3 separate regions of the Homo sapiens genome follow, and all the other regions are linked to region 2. A link is a contact called in ENCODE Hi-C or POLR2A ChIA-PET data. All regions are on one chromosome and are shown on one strand. The core of a region is the stretch at or near the end of the contact, and the rest is flanking DNA. Distances in the headings are between cores, read along the strand shown. Region 1 holds the start of BMPR1A (bone morphogenetic protein receptor type 1A). Region 2 holds the start of EXOC6 (exocyst complex component 6). Region 3 holds the start of SLC25A28 (solute carrier family 25 member 28).

Region 1 (3,313 bases), core at 773-3,272, 6.1 Mb after region 2:
AATTAACAACCATGTGTTACTTTTATTACGAACAAGCTTTTTAAAATGTTAATAAGATTTGAAAAGGAAAAGCAGCAACAAGACAGCTTGAAGGAGTAGCAGACTTAAGAAAAGGTTTTTGTAAACTGAAAAAATCTTAAGAACATTTGTACTTTAAAGAACCCAAATACGACAGAGAAAATAACTCACGCTCCACTAAGCAGGAAAATTAGAAGGAAAGGAAAAAAACCCCAAGGTGTTAACTAATAAGAAAGACAAAAAAAAAAAAAAAAATTCTCCCTCTTTGACGGAAGGTTAAGAAGCCAGTAACAGAAGGAATTTAATGAAGGAGCTCCTGCTAAGTGCCTCAACCTCTTCTGTAAAGGGTGGGGAGAAGTGAAGAAAGTAGAAAAAGTTTAAAGTGGGCTCCACGGAAAATGGAGGAAAAATTAAACAAGAACTGAGTCTGGTTCTACTAAAAACGCATTCTACATTTCAATCGGCCTTTCATACACTCACCCCATTCCTAGATCAGAGAATTGCCCATATTTTAGCTTCAAATTTAAAAATCTAAATAATTCTGGTTCACATTCTTTATTTCAACAACTGAAAACAATGAGACGCATTAAGTTACACTCTAATTCAAAGTTTAACTCCTCTCACAAGTAAATACAATAAAGTAGTTGTTTTCAACTCCAGCAACAAAATAGCGATAATTTCAAGTAAGAGTAACTGAAAAATGTTCCTAAACGTAAAAGTGTTTGCAAACAGTTTTGGTTTTTTTTCTTCCTAATTCGTTTGCCAGAATACGATGTTCCTGGGTTCAAATCCCAGCTCCCTTAGACAAGTTAGTTAACCTCTTTGCGACTCGGTTTCTTCCCCTAAAACAATGAGGAATACAATAAACCAGAATCGTTGTAAGGATTAAATGACGTAACACAGGTGCCAAGTTCATACTATGTACTCTGAACAGTTTGTTAACCGCTTAAAAGAGAAAACCTGCAGGAGTTTGACCAAATTAAAACATCTGAGAGCATGAAAGAGTACCACGCTCAAACGCCAGACCCTAACACACAGCATATTATTTTTCTTCCCTGACGCAAGCTCATTTTTTTTTCCTTGCCAAATCTTTCCACTAGGAGTCTGGAAAGAGAAAAAAGGGTCCAGGCAATCCAGCAGAAAGTTTTCCAAAACTGAAGTACGGAATCACCAGGCCACGGAGCGGAGGCCGCGCAGGACAACAGGTGAAGCAGCTCCGGGAGCTCGGGGGCCAGGGCCCCTTCCCGCGGGGACTCGGGGGCGGGCCGGCTGCTCCTCTCACTCGACCCCCGCCCGAAACTCATTTTGTTCTCCCCTGTTCCTCCCCACAGCGTCCGGAGCCAAATCACAAATATCAGCCTCGCCGCTCCGGGGCGGGGAGGTGAGCGCCTTTCCCATTTAAGGATTCCAGAAGCGTCCCCGGAGCGACTTTCGCCCACTCCGCATCCCCAAACTCGGCCTGCAACCCGCGAGTGGGAGACAAAAGAGGGGCCGGCGGGGGACGCGGCGCGGGGTGCCGTGGGTCTCTGGCTGGGCGGTCCCGGCCCAGCGCGCGCCGAGGCCTGCGGAGCTGCCGGGGCCGGGCCGGGCAGCCCCTGGCTCCGGCCACCGCGCGCCCAGCTGCCTCTGCAGCCTCGCCCGAGCCCCTCTGGCCTCCCCGCTGCGGCCAGCCCCTCCGGTCCGCACGCGCACTCCCAACTCACCCGGACCCCAGGGAACGCATCCTCCAGCCCTCGGCGCGGAGCGGGTGGGCGCGGCGAGCCGCCGGGGCGAAGTGGGGCCCGAATCGGCCTTCGCCCTTGGCGTGCAGCGGCCCCGACCCGGTCGCCCCTCGATCGGGCCGTGCGATCTTCGCCGCGCGCGGACGGACGCGCCGAGCCTAAGCCTTCCTGCCCGCCCTTGGCCCTCCTCCCTCCTCGCTCCTGCCTCCTCCCTTCTCCTTCGCCAAGCCCGGCAGGCGGATTCCAATCTCTGCAGCGGCCGCCGCCACCGCCGCCGACTCTTGCCAGGAGGGGAGGGGGCGGCGCGGGTGCGGGGGCCTGGGGGAGGGGCGGGCGTCCGCGGGCCTTGCACGGCGCGCGCGCACTGGGAAGGCCCCCGCCCGCGCCGCGCGCACCCGACCACGGGCGCCTGCCCCGCCCCGCCCCGGACACGAAAAGAGCCGAGCGCACGGCGGAAGCGCCCGAAGAGTTCGCGGAGCCCGGCGCCCAGTTGCCGGGGAGGAGGGCCAGCCGCCGGCAAGGGGGCGCCGAGCTGCTGGTGCGGGCGGGAGTCGGGGCTGCTCCTCCGCGCGGGCCCGCCGGCCCCTCCCCACAAGCCAGCCCCACAGCTGCCGCCCGGGTAGCTTCCCGCAGACGCCGTAGGTAGCACGCGATGGAACGCGGCGGAGGGGAGCGTGGACACGGCTGCCGGGCGCTGCGGCCATCGGCGCCCTGGACGCCCGCTCCGGCCTTCGGGGCCGGATATCCCCACTCTCGCGGGCTCTTTCGCGTGGACCCCTCCTCCGGCCGACACTCACACTGCGGTGAACGCCAGTCAGCTGGCGTGAAATAAGGTCGCTGGGAAGGCACCAAGTCACCAAGGTGGGGGATGGCCAGGTCGTGGTAGTTGCGACAAAGAAAAATATAAGTCACATTGCATTTGTTTCTCGCCCACCCACCGCTCCCGGCGTCTCTTCCCGGGCTCCTTGCCAGCGTGCCGAGGCGCAGGCAGGGTGATGGAGGCTCCCCGGCCGGGAGGATCTGCCGGGGAGAGCGGCTTCCCTCATCGATTCGGGAGCGCCAGGCCCGGCGCGCCCGGGCTCCTGTGACCTGCGAGCCCGCGAATTCCAGCGGCATAAGATAAGGAGCGGCGAGGGCCCAACAGGACTGAGGTCAGCCAGCTATAAATACGCCTCCAGCTCCACCGCGGGCTCACGCTGGTGACCTCGTGTACCCTCCGGAGGCTCATTCCGTCCATTTGGAAAATGCAAATAATTGTCACCACCTCTTTTCTTCCATTTCCCCTCATTCATGGTGGAAAATGCTTTTAAAAGTATTCGATGACCCGTATGTGAGGAAAGAGGAGATAGGCCCCTTTTTCACCAAATGTGACTTTAACCTCCTTAGTAATCCAAGAAATGTATCAAGTTTAAGTCACTTAACAAAAGATGTTCTTTTAAAGGTGCATTTTAAAAAATCACTTTTAAAACTGGGTAAACTGGGTAAAAAGAAAGGGGGAAGGAAAACAATGTGCCAGGCATTTGTATTGACACACATTCTTGCCTGAAGAGGTGTTTAGATTCCAGGGTATTCCC
Region 2 (3,606 bases), core at 364-2,863:
TCTAGTAACTTTATCACACACTGCACTCTCAGTTTCAAGATGCAGTGATGAAAACAAAGCTTCCTTTTAATCTTACTTCTTTCATTACCAAGTATACAGTTTATTAAAAGAAATAATAATGTTGGAAAATTAAGGAAATGCACTAATTATGCATTATCATATCATAGCAGAAACCTTATGTGACAAAAATTTATAACATGCCTACCACATGCTTGGTGTTAGGGATACAGTAGTGAACAAATAGGCAAGGTCCCTAATGTTCTGAGTTTCCTGGGCATCTGAATACTCTCCCCTCCCCATTCTACAAATAAGGAAACCGAGATCCAGAGAGGTTAAATAATTTTTTTCCATGACTGCACATTTCATCAGAGGCAGAATTAGGGCAAAACAAGAACCCAGGCCTCCTGACTCTTAAGGGCAAGGTGTATTTACATAACTTGAACTGGCTTCAATTTACACTATATTCACAGGTCCACAAACTGTACAGCGCTCTATTCTAGGAAGTGTATTCTGAAGAATACTAATGATAAAGCATAATCAGTCTCAAGTTCCCTAAGTGAATAATAACTTCATTTATCATTATTATCACTCCAAAAGATGAAACCTTATATGTAAAAGGAACTTATTCTTGAAGACAGTGCCTAACCTAACCCATGGCTCATTACGTTGCCTGGCTAATAATATTCTATTGGAACAGCAGGTACTCAGTTTGGCATGGAATATGCATTACCTAGTACTATTCTTAAAATGAATGGGGAGGAACTCGATTTAAACGGAAAAATTAATGCAATTTTAATGAAATGTTTGTAAATAAGTAAAAGCTGTTCTGCCTCCAAAGCAGCTTAGATCCCGCGAGCGCAGGGTCACCCTAGCGTGTTCCCAAGCAGCAAGCAGCTGCTCTCCTCCAGCCCACGCTCTCTTCTCCAGCCCACGCTCTCTTCTCGCCCACTGCGGCCGCGCGGGGGAGTAGGGGGAAAGCGGGCCGGCGTCTCCCGCTCAATTTCAATTCTCCCACGCCCGCGGCAGCCCGGCGCGCCAGGCTTTCCACCCGCGCGCGACCTGGCACCTCCGTCACGCCGGGTGCCTGCTGTCGACCCTAGCCTGGCATGCCCGCGGCCGAGCAGCCCTCAGCCCCACCACGAGCGAGACGGGGGCAGGCCCCAGAAGTGTCCTCGGGCCCGGGGGCCGCAGCCAGGAGGAGAACGCGGGGCCGCAGCGCGGGGCCCGGGGTTAGAGACCCTGCAGCAGCCACACCCACCGGCTGCGGGGTGACAGCTACAGCGGTGGAGGCAGGCCGCGCCGACAGGTGCAGCCGCCTTCTCGGTCCCGCCCGGGTACCGGCTAGAGTTCCGCCACCCGCGAGCGCCCCCGCCCGCCCCCGCGCGCACCACCTGTCGGGGAGCTTCGCGCGCGGCCGGCGGCGGACGCCCCGCCCGGCTCGTGAGGAGCGGCCGGCGTGGGGCGGGGGGCCGAAGTCCCGGTGGGATGAGATCTTTACCGGAGGGTGGGCCCCACACAGGCGGTGTCGGTGCTCTCGATCTCCTGCAAGATCCGCTCGTGCTCGGGGACGGTGCCCAGACTCTCGCTGTTCTCCGCCATTTTGGCTGGAAGCTGAGGAGCCAGCGAGGCGCGGCGCCGCGGGAACGACGGGGGCGAGCTCCAAGTGGCGCGAGCGCGAAGGGGCGGGGCGGGGGCGGGGCGCTCGGGCCGGCGGCGCGGGGGCGCGCGGAACGCCGGGCAGAAGGCGCGCGACCCGGTTCCCGCCCCCGCACCTGCAGGAGTGAGCGGGGGCTGTGAGCTGGGGCTACGGGCGGCGGCCGGGTACCCAGCTGGCCTCCTGCCCTCTCTCGCGACTAGTCCCTCCTGGGCGTCTTGTGCCTGGCCTTTGGGCTTTAACATATCTCCTTGTCTTCTGTGTGTGCCACACCCTGTGCCACACGCGGGGGTACCGTAGTAATCAGCAAGGTGGACACTCAGATCATCACCCTGAATCTGTAATAAGAGCCACGGGGACATTTAACAAGGGCCTGATGTACTCTGGGTCGTGGGGAGTCAGAGAAAGGAAAACATGCACTCACGAAAAGCAAAATTGCATGTGATAGTAAGATTTATTTTAGGAACGAATAAAGATCCCAGTTGACCATGAAGACCGCTCCAGGTGGATTCATGTCCCCGCCTGCAAGAAGTCCACAGCGGCCAGTCAACTTGGAAATAAATTATAAGCGACATAAAAAATTAAATGATGAGAAGTTAAGACACTTGATGGCAGAGATACCAAAAAAAAAAAAAAAAAAAAAGGCCCAGGGCGATGTGTAATTCATACCAAAGTCCGTGAACTCAGGTGCCCCCAGGTCAGAGTAGCTGGGTTGAGAAGGGGTGAGAGCTCTTGAAAGGGGGTTAGCAGCAGGGAGGTGGGAGAGAGAGGCAGGGAGGCTTGGACAAAGGTATCAGTGTAGAAAAAAGTCGTGCTTAATGACATGTTTGTGGGACACTGAGTAAACCAGTTTGTCATGATCAAAGCAGGGAGGAAGGAAGACTAAACAGGAACAGAATGGAAACCTAGCCTGAGGAACAACTACTTTCTGCTCTACATTAATCCAGGGCTTTGAAAAGCTTCCCTTTGAGTCAACCAAGCTCTTTATCCAGCTGTGTAACTCACTCACCCTTAGTGAGCTTTTACTTGAAACCTACCTCCAGCCTCCTCCCCACAAACATCCTGGGAGGTGGTATTGTGCAATAGTTAGAGCATGAGCTCTGAAGACCAGTGTCCGAAGACATTAATTCTTGGATTAATATCACTTGACAGCTGTGTGACATTGGGCAAGAACCTAGTTCTTTTATATGTCAGTTAAATGACTGTAAATGACAATGGCAGTGTCTGCCTCATATTGCTGTCCCATGGTGTATGAGTTTTCCATTGTTGCTTTAACAAATCACCACAAATTGAGTAGCTTAAAATGACTCAGACATATTATCTTACAGTTCTGTACGTTAGAAGTCTGTCACAGGTCTCACTGGGCTAAAAATCAAGGTGTCAGCATGTCTGTGTTCCTTGCTAGAGACTCTGCGGGAGAATTTGTTTCTTTGCCTTTTCCAGCTTCTAGAGGCCACCCACATACCTTGGCTTGTGGCCCCCTTCCTCCATCTTCAAAGCTAGCAGCATTACATCTCTCTGACCATTCTTCTGTGGTCACATCTTCCTCTGACTCTGACTTAGGCTGGAAAAGATGCTCAGTTTTTAAGGACCCATATGATTAGAGTGGACCCAACCATTTAATCCAGGATAATCTTCCATCTCAGGGTCCTTAACCTTAATCACATATGCAATACCCCCTTTGTCATGTAAAAATAACATATGCACAGGTTCCAGGGATTAGAATGTGAGCATCAGTGGGACCCACTGCCTACCAAACTTAGGAAGGGCCCTATAAAACATTGCTAATGCCCTCCTTCCTATTAATCTGGAATCTTCAGAGCAATGGATTCCAGCTATACACATCCATTGAGCTAAGACAGTCTTCCATTTCCTGCAGAGAGACCTAGCTTTTCATTCTTTTTGTGGGAGGGGATAAAATTTGTCTTCTTTTTTTTATGTTTCAGTTTCAA
Region 3 (3,422 bases), core at 765-3,264, 6.8 Mb before region 2:
AGTACTCTAGCAGGATTGAATGGGTTTTTGTGAGACCTATTCATTTCTCAAGCTAAATATGCTAGAGAAAAGGAGAGACTGAACATGCTGTGGGGGAGAAGTTCCTTTTAAAAAAATTTTTTTGAGACAAAGTCTTGCTTTGTCACCCAGGCTGGAGTGTAGTGGCATGAACACGGCTCACTGCAGCTTCGACCTCCCTGGCGCAAGCAATCCTCCCCCAAGTAGCTGAGACTACAGGTGCACACCACCATACCCAGCTAATTTTTGAATTTTTGTACTTTTTTGTATTTATTATTTTGTAGAGACGGGGTTTTGCCATGTTGTCCAGGCTGGTCTCGAACTCCTGAGCTCAATAAATCGTCCCACCTCGGCCTTCACAGTGTTGGGGTCACAGGCATGAGCCACTGCGCCGGCCAGGGAGAGGTTAACCAGGTTAATGGACCCCTAGGGTGTCCACATGGCACCTTCAGGGACTCTGAAACGCAGAAATGATATGCAAAATTTTGAGTGCACACAGGGGATGGGAGGTGGAAGTAGGAGAAGAGAATTCGTAGTTTTATTATTTTCCAAACGGTCGCGACCTAAAGGTTAATAACAACTGCTGAAGAGAGTAGAAAAAGTTTTTAAAAAGGAAGCCCAGAGAAGAGCTAAACTTTAGAAAGAAAAAAGGAAAACATCTTTCCTATCCAAGGAAAACCTATGAACAGATGGAGAAGTCCACAGTTGCATCATCTGGGTAAAACAGAGAAGACAGAGCTGGAAACCGCGGGCAGCTTGTGCCAACACGCTCGGGGAAGGCAAATGGAAGAAGACGCCCGTGCTCCCTAGAGCAGGAGGTCCTAAGGCCGGGAATCGCTGGCCTTGCCTCTCAGGACCCGGGCTGACCCGAGGGAGGGAGAAGCCCTCATCGCCAGGCGGGGGACCCATCAGCGCGCCGGCTCAGGGACAAAATACTGATGCTTCAGACTCGGCCAGGCCGTGCGTCCGAGCTTCCCCACAGCCGCCGCACTTCCCTGCTGCCTTTGGGATGCGGCCTCCAGCCCCGCCTCGCCACCGGCCGTCATCTGTGAATCATCCCGCCCATTTCGACATCTTCCTCCCCCGCCTTCGGCTCTTGGCCTGGCGCAGAGCCCAGTGACAGCCGGGGCCCGGGGAACCTCATTCATTCAACACTTGTTGGGTTTACTCTGCGAATGTGGATGCGAGGCTCAGTGCCGGGCGCTGGGGCCTGAGGAGCACCGAGTCCGGCCAGAGGGCCCAATACTCCAGACCCGACCAGAGTCTAGCGGGCCGCCGCGGTCCCCCCTGGAGGTGAGGCGGTTCCCAGCCCGCATGTCGCAACGGCTTCCCGGACAGGCTGCGGGTCGCGCCAGCCAGGGATGACCGGCCCAGGCCGGCCCCGCCTCACGCCCGCGACGAGATCCCGCGGGAACACGGCTCTCCGGGGCCAGGGCCGCCCGCTCTCCAGCCACGCGTCTCAGAATTTGAGGAGCGCACGGGAGCGCGGGTCGTAACGGCGCCCGTCAGCAGTTTGACGTTGAAGGCCTGTCGCCGCCCCGCCCCCGACGCGATCCCGCGCACAGGGACCGCAGCTCTGCAGGCGCTAGTGAGGGGCCCGAAGTCGGCCCCTAGAGTCCCTGGGCGCGTCGCTCTTTCTGTAGCCAATCGGGGACCGACGTGGTGCGGGCCAATGGCCGCGGTCAAAGTATCAAGAGTGGTTGAGCCTATCAAAGTTCAGCCTTAAGTTTCTCCCGCCCTTCTAAAAGTCAGAGGCGGGTTGATCGCACATGTCGGCCAATCAGTGACCAATAAACAAGAAGCTTCTAAGATCAAAGGGGAAAAGGTGGGATGTAGGCGCTAGCAACGCCTCAGGGCGGAGGAATGACAGGCGACTTCGCTAATACTACCGGCTGATTTTTCGTACGTAAGGAAAGGGGTGGGTCTAACTTGGCGTCTCCACCAATGGTTGCTTGGGGGGCGTGTCCGCGGGGCCAAGCGGGAGCCGGAGGCCCCGGGCTCTCTGGGCCGCGCCTGAGGCGGACACTACGGGGCCGGGGGGCGGCGGCGGCAGTGGTGGCAGCGGCGGCGGGGGTGGGCGCCGCAGCTGGCCCGGGTGGATGGAGTTGGAGGGGCGGGGTGCTGGCGGTGTGGCGGGGGGGCCGGCGGCAGGGCCCGGGCGGAGCCCCGGGGAGTCGGCGCTGCTGGACGGGTGGCTGCAGCGGGGCGTGGGCCGGGGGGCCGGCGGCGGGGAGGCCGGGGCCTGCAGGCCCCCGGTACGACAAGATCCGGACTCCGGCCCGGACTACGAGGCGCTGCCGGCTGGAGCCACTGTCACCACGCACATGGTGGCAGGCGCCGTGGCAGGGATCCTGGAGCACTGCGTGATGTACCCCATCGACTGCGTCAAGGTGAGACCTGCACCCGGCTTCGAACCCGACCTGGGGCTGACCCGACCCCTGGGTCTTGTCCGGAGCCAGGATCCCGGCTGAGAGCCGGAGCCGACATGGGTTCCTTCCTGGCTCCTGCCACTACCACATGATTCGAACCGACACTCCATTCAAGCAAGGTCCCAGCTGGGAGTTGATCCCAGTCAGGAACCAGGACCTATTTCTAACCGTCAGTGAAATCTGAATCGGGACTCAGGATCGAAAATCTGTCAGCCAAAGCCCTGGACCCCACCTGGGACTAAACAGGAATAGGGTGGGATGGGGTATCCCGAAGCTCAGGTAAGTGCTACTAACTCGATTAAGGTGAAGCCAACTGGCGTGAACCAGACCCTGAAATGGATCTAACGGCTTGAGATGTTTTCTGGGCTAGTGCTTTTACAAACTCCTTGCTGTATCTTCCCTTACTGACGGGGCAGGAACCCGAATCTGGGATCTCTCAGCTAGATAAAGGACTTACATGTTAAATCTTAACACATGAGTGATTGGAAATCATTGTGCAGTGAGAATGCAGAATTCCAGACTGGAAGTAATGTGGGAAAGATCGTATTCAGGAATAGGTTTCAGTTTCTCTGTGAAGCAAGCATGATACCCCACCTATTTCCTGAACATGAAAATTGAGCTGGGATTAGGACTGTATGTTCAGGGAGCACATCAGCCTCCAAACAAGAGAGATGAAACTGATAGCATATTTCTTTGGCCACCTGAAGTTGGCAAAAAGGGAGAAGTTGCCTAGAAAGGAAGTGTGACGGTATTAGAAAGTAGATGTAAGTATGAAGAAAATGGAAAGAGATCAACAAGAGGACACGATTCTTGTGAAAGTAAAACTAATTGCATTCACAACCAAGCAGGATGATTTATGTGTACTGAAGTCAGGTCCTTCTGAAGAAAGCTGGGTGAAGAAAGAAACAGATTATTGTTCTTTACAGTTCTTATTCTTGTACATTAGTAAAGGTGCCAGCCATTAAAGGTGAGGAC

The links. A loop is a pair of places that touch in the nucleus more often than their neighbours do. ChIA-PET counts read pairs that join two places held with the same protein, here RNA polymerase II (POLR2A). Pooled maps may share reads with other maps.
Region 1: a map of CD4-positive, alpha-beta T cell shows a loop between it and region 2 (21-fold over the local background). The contact joins the promoter of BMPR1A here to the promoter of EXOC6 in region 2. A Hi-C loop is called at or near these places in 3 of 168 maps with a recorded cell type or tissue (CD4-positive, alpha-beta T cell, CD8-positive, alpha-beta T cell and naive thymus-derived CD4-positive, alpha-beta T cell) and 6 of 50 pooled maps. POLR2A ChIA-PET finds 5 or more read pairs at or near these places in 1 of 52 experiments (T-cell).
Region 3: a map of naive thymus-derived CD4-positive, alpha-beta T cell shows a loop between it and region 2 (18-fold over the local background). The contact joins the promoter of SLC25A28 here to the promoter of EXOC6 in region 2. A Hi-C loop is called at or near these places in 1 of 168 maps with a recorded cell type or tissue (naive thymus-derived CD4-positive, alpha-beta T cell) and 4 of 50 pooled maps. POLR2A ChIA-PET finds 5 or more read pairs at or near these places in 1 of 52 experiments (T-cell).

The regions. Positions count from the first base shown.
Region 1 is chr10:86,755,328-86,758,640 of GRCh38, reverse strand. It overlaps BMPR1A (bone morphogenetic protein receptor type 1A), which reads right to left and starts at 2,022. Exons shown (of 13, transcript NM_004329.3): 1 at 1,722-2,022. RefSeq lists a silencer at 1,540-2,509.
Region 2 is chr10:92,846,527-92,850,132 of GRCh38, reverse strand. It overlaps EXOC6 (exocyst complex component 6), which reads right to left and starts at 1,613. Exons shown (of 22, transcript NM_019053.6): 1 at 1,499-1,613. The coding sequence starts at 1,599. RefSeq lists silencers at 1,167-1,506, 1,647-1,796.
Region 3 is chr10:99,619,031-99,622,452 of GRCh38, reverse strand. SLC25A28 (solute carrier family 25 member 28) reads left to right here and starts at 2,014. Exons shown (of 4, transcript NM_031212.4): 1 at 2,014-2,408. The coding sequence starts at 2,118. It overlaps SLC25A28-DT (SLC25A28 divergent transcript), which reads right to left and starts at 1,608. Exons shown (of 1, transcript NR_186534.1): 1 at 535-1,608. RefSeq lists enhancers at 458-1,039, 1,040-1,622, 2,206-2,788 and silencers at 1,274-1,433, 2,164-2,323.